Regions from separate parts of the Homo sapiens genome. Here region 1 is linked to region 2. The links are chromatin loops, found by intact Hi-C in ENCODE. Cell type or tissue: PC-3. All regions are shown on one strand. Links, peaks and the distances in the headings refer to the core of each region. The heading gives the core; the rest is flanking DNA. Region 1 has its middle 51 kb from the start of LINC02313. Region 2 overlaps LOC105370438 (a long non-coding RNA gene).

Region 1 (2,915 bases), core at 94-2,593, 380 kb after region 2:
TATGGCTCATTTTTAGTAAAAGTAGTTTTTCTAAACTTCAGAATGAGGAGGGGTTCAGAGCAGCTTTTCTTACTTCACTCGGCTCCTTTTGTTGTTTTTGTGTAGTATTCAAATATGGCAGCTTGCTTTCTGAGCTTTCTTGGCTCTGCTCCTCTCCCTCAGTTTGGTCTGAACTCTCCATTTCCTTTGTCTCTCTTGTCCCTATTCTGCTCCATTTTGATTGCACTCCAGCAGCTTCCCCGCAGCATGGCCCCTGTCCTAGAAGGGGGCCTGATCGGTTTGGGGAGTTGCTAGAGACCCCTTCTCACTGCAGGCCACTTGCATTCACTTGTTATTGGAGAGGGCAGCACCTCCCAGTTTCAACTGCTCTTCTCACATTGGTCCTCTGTTTTCCAGTGAATACCTGTTGTGGTTTTTCTGTTCTCAGGTTCATAAGTCACAGTCCCCATTGCTTTCCTCTTTTTCCTCCTGCACTGATAGGCCCCATGCAGGTTTAGGGATTTCTGGTAGTTTGTTTCTACTCACTTATATTTGGGGGCTCAGAGGGATACCCCTTCATCTCATTTTGTTATAAGTGTTGTCCATGGGTTTTGGGTTTTGCTATCTTGTTTTCCTATTTTTATGTGGGGACTTGGAGAGATTGAAAGACTATGCTTGCCACTACTGCTGTCTTCCCAGAATCTTCCCCTCATAGGGAGCTCTTGATAAATCTGCCCCCCACCACCCTGCTCCACCAGTTTCCTTCTCACTTAGAACAGGAAGAACTATTTTGGATTCCATGGCGGAGACCTTGAAAAGTGTTTCTGATGGGGAACTCTCTGCTCCTTTTTTTCCCTCCCTTTATTCTGCCAGGTAGATTTGAGGACGGAGGGGTTAGCGGTGTGACAGGATGGTGTGTCCATTTCCTGTCTTGTTCTACATAGGACTAAACCAAAAGAGGAGTGAGAGTGGAATGGTTCAGAGATAAAAGCTGTCTCTGCCTCACCTAAAGCTTGAGTTACTTATTGTTAAGTGAGAAGAAATATTTAAGATACAGGTTTTTTTGAGGCTTACATTACACTTCCAGGAGGAGGCAGGTGCCACAAGGGGAAACCAGCACTGTGACCTGAGAAACATTTTTAATGCTATGTTCACATGGGGAAAATTGGAGAGGTCTGGGATTTAACCCTGTCATAAAGATTAGTCATGTGCATATAAAAACACAGCAGCCCTCACAAGGTGGGGTTTCCTCCTCACTCTTGCCTCTGGAGGAAGCCTGCCATATGACTGAAGTCAGCACTCCTTCCTTCCTGGCTAGCAGGCCCTGTGTCCTCCCCAGGTCAGGGACAGACTGTCAAATCACCAGACTCTGCGATTTTTCTGTGCAGGTGCCAGGCATCCTCAGAAATCTGAGTGCTGTCCTGCTTGCAGCTCTCACTGGCAGCCAGGGCTGCATTTGAGTTGGGAGCAGGCGAGAAGGCCCCCTTTGATTGGCATTTCCTTTATTAGCTGGGAGCCTACAAACAATCAACCCTTCCAGCATGCCAGCATTCAGTGTTTGGCCCGTGAGTGTGTCTTGGTGACCTTTATTTGCATTGGCCTGCAGATAATAGTTTCCTCAGTGAGGAGGAGGCGGGAGGAGGTAAACAGCATACATGAAGCCTAAGTATTAACTGTGAGGACTTAAGTATAGGATGTGCGGCTAGGTCTGGCAACCTCAGTTCCGCTGCCCTTTGTGAAGGGGACAGGGACTATATCATTAGCCACCCTGGCCAAGCACCACTGCAGGGGCACTTACAGGTTCAAAGATTTTAGACAGTAAATAGCCAGTGACCTTCAGAGGTCCCTAAACCAGGAGGCCACACCTGATAACTATGGAAGGAACCAAAGTCAGCAATCTAGGAGAGGTTGCCAACCGGTGGCCTGCAGACGAGTTTCATTCAACTTCAGAAAGTTTGAAAAAAAATGTAATTAGTTGTCAACATATCTCCTGCTAAATATCAGGAGACTTCGTGCTTAAAAACAAACAAACAAAACAAAAAAACACCAATTTCTGACTTCTCTTGAGAAACGAGAGGACTGTAAACCATTGGCTGGAGCTGAGTGGCAGCTGCCCCCTAATTCAGGGAACTCTGTTCTTCTCCTTGCCATAGTCCTCCCTCTCCTCTACCATTAGTTTTACTCTTTTTCCTGGATTATTCCCATCAGCATACAAACCTACTGTTAGTTCTCCTTTCTTAAAAAAGTCGACCTTTCCTTGACTTTACTTCCCCTAACAGCTGCTCCCCACTTTCTTTCTCTTCTTTGCAGCAAAAACTATTTAAAAGAGTTGTTCACACTCAGTGTCTGTTTCTCTCTCCCATTCTCTTTGCAGTCAAGCTTTGACGCCCATGGCTCCACCCAGTGCCGTGTGATGTATGTCACAGTGTGATAATCTTTGTGATCAGCCTTGTGGCTTTAAAAAGCCTGTGAGTCCCAAATGCATCTCCAGCTCAGGCCTTCCTCTGGAACTGCAGTCATAGATCCAGCTGCCTACCTGATGCCTCTTCTTGGTGACTAATTGAACTCATATATCTGGCACATCCAGACTGAACTCTTGGCCCTCCCACTTTTACCAGCCAGCTTCCATGTACCTCTCAGTATCCACTCTCCACCTTCCCCAACCTCCCTCACTTTCGGCCCTGGGAGAATGACTTGTATGTGCCCTTCTACTCTCTGGCTTCTGGTTGTCAGATCTGAAGAGAGAGGAGAGCAAGGTCAGAGTGTTTGATTCCTCAGCGTAGTCCAGGGCTGACTGCATCCCTCTATCAAAGGCAAGTCAACACAGCCATCTCCTCAGGATCCTTTCCTTTCTGAGCAGTTAGGCCTAGGGCTGGTCACTGCCTGCTGTTTACCAGCCTTGGGGTATCGTGCTCTCACTTGTGGTTTCGCTACCC
Region 2 (2,915 bases), core at 250-2,749:
CATGTTGGCCAGGCTGGCTCGAACTCCTGACCTCAGGTGATCCACCCACTTCGGCGTCCTAAAGTGCTGGGATTACAGGCGTGAGCCACTGTGCCCGGCCTGAAATTTATTTCTAATTAAACAAGTTTTCCATAATATTTTATGAGCAAGAAAATAAAAATTGAAAGTGGAACATTACATAAGAGCAAACAGCCAATGAAAATTAAATGGAGGGTGGAGGGGGGAAGCATTGTCCAATTAGGGAAACTTTTTTTTTTCTTTATTTTAAAAATAAAGACACACACCTATGAAGGAAACATATTTTTTTTCCTTTTTTTTTTTGAGACAGGGTCTCACTCTGTCACCTAGGCTGCAGTGCAGTGGCTCGATCTTGGCTCATTGTAACCTCTAACTCCTGGATTTAAGTGATTCTCATGCCTCAGCAACATGGTGAGACCTTATCTCTACAAAAAATGCAAAAATTAGCCGCCGTGGTGGCGTGCATCTGTGGTTCAAACTACTTGGGAGACTGAGGTGGGGGGATCACTTGAGCCCCAGAGGTGGAGGTTGCAGTGAGCCCAGACCACGCTACTGCAACCTAGCGTGGGTGACAAAGCAAGACTGTCTCAAAAAAAAAAAGTAATGCACACATTGGAATAATATGCAATCCTTTTTTAAAAGGTAGCAGATTGATTGTTCTGATATGTGAAAATGCCCAACACACACTTAAATGTTTTTTGTTGTTGTTTTAGTTTTTTTTGAAACGGACTTTCGCTATGTTGCTTAGGCTGGAGTGCAGTGGCACAATCTCAGCTCACTGCAACCCTCACCTCCCGGGTTAAGGAATTCTCCTGCCTCAGCTTCCCAAGTAGCTGGGATTACAGGTACCCGCCACCACACCCGGCTAATTTTTGCATTTTTAGTAGAGATGGGTTTTCACCATGTTGGCCAGGCTGGTCTTGAACTCCTGACCTCAAGTGATCCACCCGCCTCAGCCTTTCAAAGTTCTGGGATTACAGGTGTGAGCCGCTGTGCCTGGCCTCAGGTGAACATTTTTTAAAAATTAAAAATATTTAGTGATACACGTTACTAAAATGTCTCAGGTAATTTGGTATGAAAATCATATTTTATTTATTTTTCTTTTTTTCCAGATCCCATAAGACTAATGAAAACCACATTTTTCTAAACAGGAAATTAACTATGCAGCATGTATTTAAACAATTATTAGGATAAAATATAAGTATTATTCAGAGAATAAGTATAGAGAGTATTTGTGTGTGGTGTCTAAAGAAATTCTATCCCAAATAAATCACTTCTCAGATTATGAGACATAGGTTTGAATACATTCATATTTATTTACAATCTAATTGAATGTTCATCCCCACCTTTCACCCACATTGAATATCACCTTTACATAGTTTTTCCATTTTAATGATTATTATTGACCACTAGGGGGAGAAACAACAAAAGCTTTGAAATTTTTGATACATTTGAAAGATTATTTAAATGCCAGCTGTGACATGTACTAATTGTAGTGAAATATGGATTCACAGAAGGTGCTAGCATATATTCTTGGTTGTTGGAGATCTGTTGATTCTATGGGGTCCTTCAGAAATAATGTAACAGAAAGGTGATGTAACTTCTCCAAAGGGTGAGGAACAAGGTGTTCTATGGTTGACCAGCTAAATTAGTTTTGTTCAACTTGTGCCTTTGCCCAAAGAGTAAGTGTGAAAAATAAACCTGTCTAATTAGAATGAATGATGAAAGGATTAAATGCCTTGGACTTCAAAGATGGGAAAAGTGGCAGTAAAGGAAAAATATTAACATAATCAAAACAATTTCCCTATGCTTTGCCTTAAGTGCACTTGACAATTAATACTTAAAATTATGGGCCAGGTACAGTGGTTCATGCCTGTAATCCCAGTACTTTGGGAGGCCTAGGTGGGATGATCACTTGAGGCTGGGAGTTCAAGCCCAGCCTGGGCACATAGTGAGACACCATCTTAAAAAACAAAATTACGGTTAAACATATAGAACATATTTGTTAAAAAGTGACTGAAAATTCTAACCAGCTAAAGGTGTATTTATCTTAAACTACTCAATATGTGAGTACTTTGAACTCTGTTGCTTAGTTAGAAAATGTTTTTGAACTATTTTTTATTCAAGAAATTGCTGACTCTGTTAGTTATGAGAAAAATGTATAAAATATGTTAATTCCACAAATAAATGTTTAAAGTCTACTCAATGCTAGGTACTCAGGAGACCCAAAACTGGATTAGACATATATATTTTCCTGAAGAAGTTTGTAGACTAAAAAATCTATTCATAAAAACCTATAAAACAAGGTAGATGTGAGACATACCATTAGAGAAGAGGCACTTTATGTATTAAGAAGGAAAAAATTATTTCTCTTCTCTTCTCTTCTCTTCTCTTCTCTTCTCTTCTCTTCTCTTCTCTTCTCTTCTCTTCTCTTTCAGAAACAGGGCTTTGCTCTGTCGCCCAGGCTGGAGTGCAGTGGTGTGATCACAGTGCACTGCAACCTGGAACTCCTGGTCTCAAGCAATCCTCTTACCTCAGCCTTCAAAGTAGCTAGGACTACAGGTGTGTGCCACAATGCTTGGCTAATTAAAAAAATTTTTTTTTGTAGAGATGAGGTCTTGCTGTGTTGCTCGGGCTAGTCTTGATCTCCTGCGCTCAAGCAATCGTCCTGCCTCAGCTTCACACGGGGCTGGGATTACAGGCATGAGCCACCATGCCCGGCCTACTTCTATTTTGATGTGTCTATAGGAGGTCGGGGTAGGAGGTATGAAGACTGTAGGAATCAGAGAAGGTTTTGTGAAGAATGTTGCATTTGAGCAGGGTTTAAAGATATTAAGGATATAGAAATGTGGCAATTACAGGAAAAACATTTCAAGTTCAGGGAGCACAGTGAGCAA

The links. A loop is a pair of places that touch in the nucleus more often than their neighbours do. Peaks named below come from ENCODE experiments on the same cell type or tissue, not always from the same donor. Only the 100,000 strongest peaks of a DNase experiment are listed, where the experiment ranks them.
Region 1: a loop joins it to region 2, with 7 times the contacts of the local background. A loop is called at or near these places in 4 of 110 quality-filtered maps.

The regions. Positions count from the first base shown.
Region 1 is chr14:31,892,071-31,894,985 of GRCh38, forward strand. No RefSeq gene overlaps it. Among named protein-coding and RNA genes, the nearest start is that of LINC02313, 51 kb to the right of the region's middle. In PC-3, for the core only: no CTCF peak of the experiment used is centred there; a DNase peak (open chromatin) is centred at 1,211; H3K27ac peaks cover 1,121 bases.
Region 2 is chr14:31,508,899-31,511,813 of GRCh38, forward strand. The region is part of intron 1 of LOC105370438 (a long non-coding RNA gene); the gene reads left to right. Among named protein-coding and RNA genes, the nearest start is that of GPR33, 22 kb to the left of the region's middle. In PC-3, for the core only: CTCF peaks have their summits at 1,434 (motif pointing right) and 1,637; no DNase peak of the experiment used is centred there.